Regions from separate parts of the Homo sapiens genome. Here region 1 is linked to region 2. The links are chromatin contacts, found by Hi-C or POLR2A ChIA-PET in ENCODE. All regions are on one chromosome and are shown on one strand. The core of a region is the stretch at or near the end of the contact, and the rest is flanking DNA. Distances in the headings are between cores, read along the strand shown.

Region 1 (5,279 bases), core at 1,607-4,106, 44 kb before region 2:
TGGGATGAGCTGGTTCACACCACCACTATACTACACAGAATGCCCGCCTGGCAGTTAACTCCCTTTATATAAAATGGGTGCAACCCAAATCTCCTGATTACTTTCCATTATTCTAAGCCACACACCATGTTCCCATTGAACAGAATGGCTCAGGGAACATTCCCCAGAAGGGAGTGGCATGCTCCTGCTCCACACCGGTGCTCACTTCCATCTCCTCTCTCTGCTGTACCGTCCTTACAAGTAGAGTCAGTGCTGAAACCATATATACCCTCCAACCTGGTTTAAAATGCCCCTGTCTTATGAATTCTCTCCTATCTCTCCTTTCTCTGCCCTCAAGTCCTCTCACTTAGATGAGTTTACTCTCCTATGTCCCTGGTACAGCATTTGGCAAAGCCCAGCTCACAGGAGAGTCACTTCTAAGTCCCGCACCAGGAGAAGATGAATACCAGCAGAGGCTTTGTCTTCTGCATCCTCATTCTCCCTCAGCCATTAACACAGTGCGTCCCACACCCAGGACACACCCAAAACTTCAGTGCTGAGCTGGATACAACTAGAAATTCACAGTCATATTACAGGCAGAAGGGTAAACGCTGTCCGTTTTCAGTATCTTACTCAAATCTGTTGACATAGTGTCAAGTTCTTAATGCTCTCTGGAAGCTTCGAGAAGAAAAATTAACAGATTATTGAAGGAGAATAAGTTCTGGACAAGAGAAAAGTGTGCAGATAGATGGAAGGATGGAAGGACAAAAGAAATAATCCTATTAAAATCCATTAAACAAGGTGCTGTGCTACAACTGCTCTGAGCAATGGTTTTCTGAGTCTACACTGTTGACCCAAGATCTAGTGAACCATAGAAGAGAAGACGCCTATCAAAGCCAAGGCCATCAAAGAGTAAGACCCTCTCAAGAGAGTCCCTCAATGAAAAGTTAAATGTAATTTTTGGTGTGTGTTAGGCAGACAGACAGACAGACACACACACACACACACACACACACACACACAACCCTCACAAATGTATACAGTTCAAGAAAAGTAAAACCTGGTTATTCAAAGGAAGCACCAAGAATTTAAAATTAATTTATTAAAACTAGAAAAAGAAAAAGCTACTTGGTGCTTACAGATCTCTTAGGTTGTTGTAAGCTTTGCCCATTTGGAGGGAAAGTTGGATTAATTCTCTGAAGGAAGGTCAATGCTATCCAAGTTGAAAATACACATGCTTTAGTTTCAGGAAGCCAGATGAAATATTCTCCAATATTCTTTTCATAAAAAGAAGAGAGAATCCTAAAAATAAGCATTAAAAATGGAGCCATCTGGAAAACTCTTTTTCCAGGTTACCCATGTCAAAGATGCTGCTATGTTAAATTAACCTTTTTAACCACCCAGAATTCCACGGTTGGCTACCTTTGCCAGGACTGTTACGCACCTACCACGCCTCCTACTCTACTTCCTCCCATCAAAGAAAAAAAAAAAAAAAAAAAAAAAAAATATATATATATATATATATATATATATATATATATATATATATATTTCCAACTAGCCTCTTCAAGGTTTCCTGGTCCTGAGAATGCAAATGGAGACAGAAAAAATACAATAATAGCAAGGCAATCCAGGTCAAATCTCAGCCTTGTTAGGGGCTGTTATCTAGTGCCTCTGCACTTCTGTTCCTTCACCTTCAAAAGAGGTTAAAAACGCCAGCCTCGTGGGGTGGTTAGGAGACTGATGGGAGGAATTGCATTTGAAAGACATAAATTGTAAAGATTTTTTTTGGAAGCTGAGGCTGGATCAGGGCATTATACTGTACTGGGAGTAGCTACTGCATTTCAGCGATGGCCACTATAAAGAACTTCCTGAGAATCATCCTTTGTTCCAAAGCCCTGGGCCACTGTTCTGGCCACTGCTGCTCAGATCACCTTGCAGTCAGCTCCAACTGGCCATCACGACACGGGAACATCACTGGGCTGCAGCCACAGTCACTCCAGACTGACTAGTGAACGTCTGCAAATCACTTTAGCTCTCCTTGGAGGGCATTCCACAGAAGTATTTATTATTATTATTATTACATCAATGGTCCTGAAACCACATGTCAAATTACTTATGCTCAGTATGCAGCAAGGAGAAAAAATTGAAACTCCGTGTGTTCTCACAGCAGATGCTTTTGGATCAAATGGCTTGTAATTACTACTTGGATCACTGAAGGGAAGTGAGTAGCAAAATCACAATCTGGCTGTCACAAATGGGCCCAAACCACCACAGTGGCTGATAAAAGGAAAGTCTATTTGCAAGGGAGATGAGGAGAAAACACAAAAGGGAGTTGCACGCTCCCAGTTTTCTTAACAACAGTAAAATGTCATAGAAGAGAAAGTGTTTATTTCCTTCTTGGACTGAGGCCCACACATCGGTTGATATGAAAGAAAAACAAAGATGGATCTAGCTAGCTCGCTAGCTGTATGCATATATATATGCTATGTAGGGTTGTGTATTAATATTCTCTCTAAACAGATTACCATACTGTGGTGAAGAGTAAGCTGTTTCATTCATATTTTCCATTTAAGAAAACAATATTAGGGGGTTTGTTTTGGTTTTGGGGTTTTTTGGGGTTTTTTAGGTTTTTTTTTCAGTTTACAGCTCATGACTAAGATGACAATACTGCATTCACTCACTGCCACAGAAAGTTGGAATACCCCAAGCCAATTTTCCAGAAGAAGGGGCCAAGGCCCAGGGGCTGTCACAATTTCTGCAATGAAGCTTCTGGGGTTGCCGCCATCTGAGCCTTAGTGGGGACTTTGTTGTCACAATCTCCATGACAAACACCTCCCTTCAAAGGCCGTGTAAGACTCACTATTACTCATCCAGACGTTCGTTATGAAAAGCTTTCATTTTTGGCAAGCCAAAGTGTCCTCTAAAAAAATGTTCAAGTAAGACTGGCTTTATTCCAGACTTAACAGATTTTGAATTAGGGTGACTCACTGTTGGGCTGTTATATGATGCATCAATTAGAGTGAAATAGTTTAAAATGCACACGGCCCCTCCCTCACAACAGCCTTTCTGTGTTATAGAAATGGGCGTAATGTACTTATTGTATAAAAATAGGTTTGTGCAGGTTACAAGTATTCTCCAAGAATGATTAGCAGATGAAAAGTAGCAAAATGAAATATTAATTATTTAGCCAGCTCAGGCAGAATTTTAAGTCCCAGAGATATAAAAAAACAAATTACACCCTTAGTTCTATCTGCCATTCTATCTGAATCTAGTTATCTGGGTACGATAGCACAGAAATTACAGAGGCTGCATTAAAATTGTCCTATAAATGAAAGGAATTTCTTCAGTATCCCTACATCACAAGTAATGCTTAGCTAAAACAAATAGGAGTAAAACAAATGCAGAAATCATAGTTTCTTCTCACTCCTTAGAGCATCGATGGGACCTGTTGATTTGAGCCCATCTTAAGCACTAAGCTTAAATTCTCACTGTAAGTGGCTACATCAGCAAAATTTATTTTCAAAGTCCAACATAAACTCTGTTAATAGGAAGTGTACTGATGCTATAGTTTCATAACTTTCTTTTTTCAGGGATGGGGTCTTACTCTGCCACCCAGGTCAGAGTGCAGTGGTGCGATCTTGGCTCACTGCAACCTCTGCCTCCCAGGCTCAAGCAATCCTCCCACCTCAGCCTCCGAGGAGCAAGCCACTACACTCGGATAATTTTTTGCATTTTTGATAGAGACAGGGTTTCACCATGTTGCCCAGGCTAGTCTCAAATGATCCACCTGACTCAGCCTCCCAAAATTCTGGGATTACAGGCACGAGCCACCATGCCAGGCCTCTTAACTTTCAAAGTAAGAATTTTACATTGTTATATAATGCTGGAAGAGATAGGACCCTAAAATTATGGGCCTTTATTACAAATCAGTCATCCTCAGCCATTAAATGACTACATCTAATAGAAATAGGGCATATATAAACTATATCGATTACAAGCTTTCCTGGGAGCCATGACATACGCACTTGACAGAGTGGCTAACAGTAAGAGATGGTAAGTGCAGAGTAAGAACTGGCTGGGTGCAGTGGCTCACGCCTGTAATCTCGGCACTTTGGGAGACTGAGGTGGGTGGATCGCGACGTCAGGAGTTCAAGACCAGCCTGGCCAACATAGTGAAACCCCATCTCTACTAAAAATACAAAAATTAGCCAGCCTTGGTGGCAGGTGCCTGTAATCCCAGCTACTCAGGAGGCTGAGGCAGAAGAACTGCTTCAACCTGGGAGGCAGAGGTTTCAGTGAGCCGAGATCACGCCACTGCACTCCAGCCTGGGCAACAGAGTGAGACTCCATCTGAAAAAAAAAAAATTATTTGGTGGAGGAGAAATTAAATAACACAGCTTCATGGGGATGTTGTGGGTTTGAAAAAGGCACTAGGAAGAGGCATAGGCACATCTGGGATTTCATGCTCTAGGATTTCATTCAGAAATCATTCTGAGGATTTGTTTGGTCAGAAGCAATTCTAGGGATGAGGAGACATTACTCAGGCTCCCCTTGACGGCGCCTGGAGAGACACAGCATAGAATGTACTATCTATGTGAAGATCCCTGACAACCCTGAGAGGAAAATGCAATTTTGTATTCACTGAACTCTCAAACGAAGGTAAGTACTGCTGAGGAATAGAGATGTATAAATCAAAGATATTATTATGACTTCAGTCTAGTCATGTCACTAATTTTAAAATGGAGTTAACATGAGGTTAGATACCTCCAAAATGCTTGGCATTCAAGACTATCTCTTTAGAGAATACCTACTGGGACCATTTTAATTATAAATCTATTTTCAAGGAGTTCATGTAAAGATTCTGAACCAGCATTCCTCGCTTAAGTTAGCATTTGTGGCCGGGTGCTGTGGCTCACCCTGTCATCCCAGCACTTTGGGAGGCCGAGGTGGGTGGATCACAAGGTCAGGAGATCGAGACCATCGTGGCTAACACGGTGAAACCCCATGTCTACTAAAAACACAAAAAATTAGCCGGGCGTGGTGGCGGGCGCCTGTAGTCCCAGCTACTCGGGAGGCTGAGGCAGGAGAATGGCATGAACCCGGGAGGCGAAGCTTGCAGTGAGCCAAGATCGTGCCACTGCACTCCAGCCTGGGCAACAGAGCCAGACTCCGTCTCAAAAACAAAAACAAAAACAAACAAAAAAAAACAGAAAAAGTTAGCATTTGTGTCATTCATGTAAAACAAGATGGCGGCCATCTATAGCAAAGTTTACCTCACTGGAGTTACTGGAGTTTTG
Region 2 (4,518 bases), core at 785-3,284:
ACCGTGGCCTAAATTACATTCCATTATGACAGAACTTTCTAAAAAGAATGCCCTGCATATTACACAGCAACTTCAGTGCCTGGAAGGACTCAGAGGAGTAGGGACAAGAGTCAGTCAGTAGAACAGGCTCTCCTTATTTTGCAAGGCTGCTCATTAGCTAGACAGACAACACTGCACACCTGTCTGCTAATTATTTTAAAGACATTATTCATTATACAATATTAATTTAGAAGGCGAACAGGCATAAAAATCAGCTTATGAGAAAGATCTGCTTCAGGCTTGGTGTTGAGAGACTTTGAATGATTTTTTTTTGCTTTTTTTTTGAGACAGAGTCTCACTGTTATCATCCAGGCTGGAGTGCAGTGCCGCAGTCACAGCTCACTGCAGCCTCGACTTCCTAGGCTCAAGTGATCCTCCTGCCTTAGCTTCCCAAGTAGCTGGGACTATAGGCACGTGCTACCACTCTCAAGCTCGGGGTTTTTTTTTTTTTTTAAAGATATGGGGTCTCACTCTGTTGCTCCAGGCTGGTCTTGAACTCCTGGGCTCAAGAGATCCTCTTGCCTCGGCCTCCCAAAGTGCTAGCATCACAGGTGTGAGCCACCACACCTGACCAAACTAATGATTCTTGAAGAGAAAAATTAGGGAAAGTATCTTTATTCTGTCAGTCTAAATACACAGATCTCAGTGATCAGAGAGATACATTTTCATTATACATAAACTACTGGTAGAGCTAAAATCTCTCCACAGTATTTTGAGAGACTTTTGCTCAAAAACTATCACATTTTTATAACATGACACCAGGTACCAGGCTCTGTTGGGGCTCTAGGAATACCACAAAAGAAAAAGGCCTGGAAGTCCTCAAAAATGAGGCTGAGATGAAAAATGGGGGAAAAAATAAGAGCTCTCATTTGGGAAAGAAAAACATTTTAATAAAACTAATCTCTAGAGCTTTTGTAAAGACTTCAGGTATCTTCACTTTAGAATATGATGAGAGAAGTAAGTATGAAGCTGACTTAGAATATGGGCATCAGAAAAACTTAATATTAGACTCTTACTTCCTTGTAAAAACCCCAGTTTGCTCAAGGAGTCTATTAGTTAAGCCAAACTCAAAGTGAAAAGGGGGAGAAGGAGGGAGGGAGGAAGGGAGGAAAGAAGAAACCATCTCTTTTGATTCTGAAATAATTTTTTTGAGGTGGGATCTTGCTATGTTGCCCAGGCTGGTTTCAAACCCCTGGGCTCAAGGGATTCTCCTGCCTCAGCCTCCCAAGTAGCTGGAACTACAGGCACATGCCACCATGCCCAGCTAGTTTCTCACTCAAACCAGTATATCACTATTTTAGGTCAGTTGGAGGTGATGCTCTTCTGGTGAGATCTCCAGATATATTTAGTAGGCTTTTTATTTTTAATTCTTTTATATCTAAGAATGTGTAGCCACAAAACAGAAGTTAAATGGATTGACTTTTCTTTGGTGGTAATTATCAAATATTTTAAAACCAAAATCGCTAGCCCAAATAATTAAACCTTTACTTATTACCTTAATCACAGTCATGCAACTTGACGTGACCCCCAGGCACAAGGGTTGGGTTTACCTGACGTCTAGTTTCTGCTGTGAGGGAGGTTAGTGGTCAGTAGGCTTTACATGGTCTTGGGAGCAACACAGCACATTTAACAAGCACGCAAAGTGAGTCCATGAAGTGAGCCTGAAAAACAGAAACGCAAGAAAACTCTGTGAAGCGTTTTACTCCAAGCTCCCACAAAGTCAAAAGGAAGCCTTAACGCAAATTATATGAAGAAACAACTGGTGTCCAGGGTCACTGTCAAGGTAATAAATGAAACGTCTGTGAACCGTGTGATTCATCAGGGTCATTTGAAGCCAGAACTGCCCACCCAGTCTTGCAAAGGCCACCAACTCAACACCCAGTCTGCAGTCAAATGCATGCCTTTGTTTCAGGGGAGACCGCTCCAGTGAGTCATGCGTGGCTCATCTGTCACCATGACCAGGAAAACAACTCTCAGTCTCACAGGGCTGCAGGAGCGTCAGGCTGTGTGACGAGAGGTGGCCCTTGTTCTCTATTTGACCAAGCAGCAAAAACAAAGCCCAAAATATAACATCACAGTGAATAGTCCTTGGTTAAAATAATTTAGCTTGTAGAGGTTGACCTCATAAATGAGATTAAAAGCTTTCTCAAGCACATGTTAGCAGGGGCAAGAGGTCCCCCTCTGAGGGATAAGGCAGGGCTTCTGAAAGGGAGGAGGACTGGCTGAGATGGGGAGGCTCCCCTCTGGCCGTGCTCACTGCTGGACACGAAGCCACAGACACGGGAAGCAGAGGGGTGAGGCCTTAATAGTGACTTTTTGTTCCTTTAAAAAAAAAAAAAAAAGTTTATTTGTAATTGTGGTCAAACATGGATAACATAACATTTTCCATCTTACCATTTATTTATTTATTTATTTATTTGAGACAGAGTTTTGTTCTTCTTGCCCAGGCGGGAGTGCAGTGGCACAATCTCGGCTCACTGCAACCTCCGCCTCCTGGGTTCAAGCGATTCTCCTACCTCAGCCTCCTGAGTAACTGGGATTACAGGCACGCACCACCACGCCCAGCTAATTTTGTATTTTTAGTAGAGACAGGGTTTCTCCATGTTGGTCAGACTGTTCTCAAACTCCCGACCTCAGGTGATCTGCTCACCTCAGCCTCCCAAAGCGCGGGGATTACAGGCGTGAGCCACCGCGCCTGGCCCATCTTACCCATTTTTAAATGTACAGGGCAGCAGTAAGTACACTGTTGTACAACCGTCACCGACATCCATCTTCAGAACTCTTTCCATCTTGCAGAACAGAAACTCTGCACCCATTAAACAGCAATTCCCCGGTCCCACAGCCCCTGGCAACTGTCATTCTACTTTCTGCCTCTATGAATTTGAGGACTCTAGATACCGCATATAAGTGAAAGCATTTGTCTTTTTGCAACTGGCTTATTTCACTTAGTATAATGCCCTCAAGTTTCATCCACGTGGTAGCAGATGTCAGAATTTCCTTCCTTGTTAAGGCTGAATAGCATTCTATTACATGTGCATGCCACATTTTGTTTATTCATTCATCCCATGGAGAGACACTTGGGTTGCTTCCACCTCTTGGCTATTATGAATAATGCTGCTATGACCATGGGTGTTTAACTAGCTCTTCCAGACCCTGCTTTCAATTCTTTATGATATATACCCAGAAGTGGAAATGCAATAGCATTAGGTTATTCTATTTTTATTTTATTTTTAGAAAATAAACTATTTATTGTCATAAGCACACCACTTAGGTTATTCTATTTGTAATTCTTTTTTTTTTCTCTCTTTTTTTGGAGACAGAGTCTTGCTCTGTCGTCCAGGCTGGAGTGCAGTGGCACAATCTCGGCTCACTGCAACCTCCGCCTCCCAGGTCCAAGTGACTCCCCTGCCTCAGCCTCTCAAGTAGCTGTGATTATAGGCGCGCACCATTGCACCAGATAATTTTTCTGATTTTAGTAGAGACAGGGCTTCACCGTGTTGGCCAGGCTGGTCTCGAACTTCCGGCCTTAAGTGATCCACCCACCTCAGCCTCCCAAAGTGCTGGGATAACAGGCGTGAGCCACCGCGCCCAGCCCTATTTTTAATTCTTTACAGAACCGCCATACTGTTTTCCGCAACAGCTGCACCATTTTACATGCTCACCAACAGTGCAGCAGAGTTCCAATTCCTCCACATCCTCACCCATGCTTGTTATTTTCTGTTTTTCGACAGCAGTTATCCTAATGGACATAAGCAGTATCTCATTATGGGTTTCATTTGCATTTCTCTAATGATAAGTGATATTGAGCCATCTTTTTCATGTGCTTATTGGCTACTGTATATCTTCTTAGGAGGGTTCAATGGCACCTTTTATTTTTTTTGAGACAGAGTCTCACTCTGTTACCCAGGCTGGAGTGCAGCGGTACAATCTCGACTCACTGCAACCTGTGCCTCCCGGGTTCAAGTGATTCCCCTGCCTCAGCTTCCTGAGCATCTGGGATTACAAGTGCCCGCCACCACACCCAGCTAATTTTTGTATTTTTAGTAGAGACGGGGTTTCACCATGTTAGCCAGGCTGGTCTCGAACTCTCAGGTGATCCACCTGCCTCGGCCTCCCAAAGTGCTGGGATTACAAGCATGAGGCACCACACCCGGCCTCAGTGGTGACTGTTACAGTTAGTGGGAGGAGAAGCAAGACACTGGAGCTAGGTTCCTCTAACAAAGACAAAGACAAATCTCCTGCCTGAGTCTATCCACGCAGATACATTTTAAATTAAAAAAAAAAAAAAAAGTCAAATAGATTTTCCACTTGGCCATTGGCAGGAAATCCAATAGCTCAGCCTCTAATTAATGAGGACTGAGAAGGTGGCTGCTATACTGCCGGCACCCTACCTTTTAGTAGGCAGCTGTGTCACACGTCTAAAAAGGGGATAGCAACTGCTAGACTTGCCACTAGAACCTGGCCCCATCTCACACATGG

Evidence for each region. Hi-C counts contacts between places; a loop is a spot of excess contacts on that map. ChIA-PET counts read pairs that join two places held with the same protein, here RNA polymerase II (POLR2A). Pooled maps may share reads with other maps.
Region 1: a map of PC-3 shows a loop between it and region 2 (6-fold over the local background). The contact joins two enhancer-like sites. A Hi-C loop is called at or near these places in 2 of 168 maps with a recorded cell type or tissue (Calu3 and PC-3), 1 of 37 single-sample maps with no recorded cell type and 13 of 50 pooled maps. POLR2A ChIA-PET finds 5 or more read pairs at or near these places in 6 of 52 experiments (GM10248, MCF 10A, activated CD4-positive, alpha-beta memory T cell and 2 more).

What each region holds. Positions count from the first base shown.
Region 1 is chr6:155,168,893-155,174,171 of GRCh38, reverse strand. The region is part of intron 9 of TIAM2 (TIAM Rac1 associated GEF 2); the gene reads right to left. Among named protein-coding and RNA genes, the nearest start is that of CLDN20, 92 kb to the left of the region's middle. RefSeq lists enhancers at 2,316-2,375, 2,406-2,825, 2,866-2,925. Within about 2 kb of position 2,856, at least 18 of the 41 ENCODE cell types and tissues checked have a DNase peak (open chromatin) inside an H3K27ac peak, as active enhancers do; they include PC-3, where a contact is called at or near this core.
Region 2 is chr6:155,124,672-155,129,189 of GRCh38, reverse strand. It overlaps TIAM2 (TIAM Rac1 associated GEF 2), which reads right to left. Exons shown (of 27, transcript NM_012454.4): 3 at 1,590-1,700. Among named protein-coding and RNA genes, the nearest start is that of TIAM2, 130 kb to the right of the region's middle. RefSeq lists enhancers at 1,257-2,003, 1,011-2,210. Within about 2 kb of position 2,034, at least 4 of the 41 ENCODE cell types and tissues checked have a DNase peak (open chromatin) inside an H3K27ac peak, as active enhancers do; they include PC-3, where a contact is called at or near this core.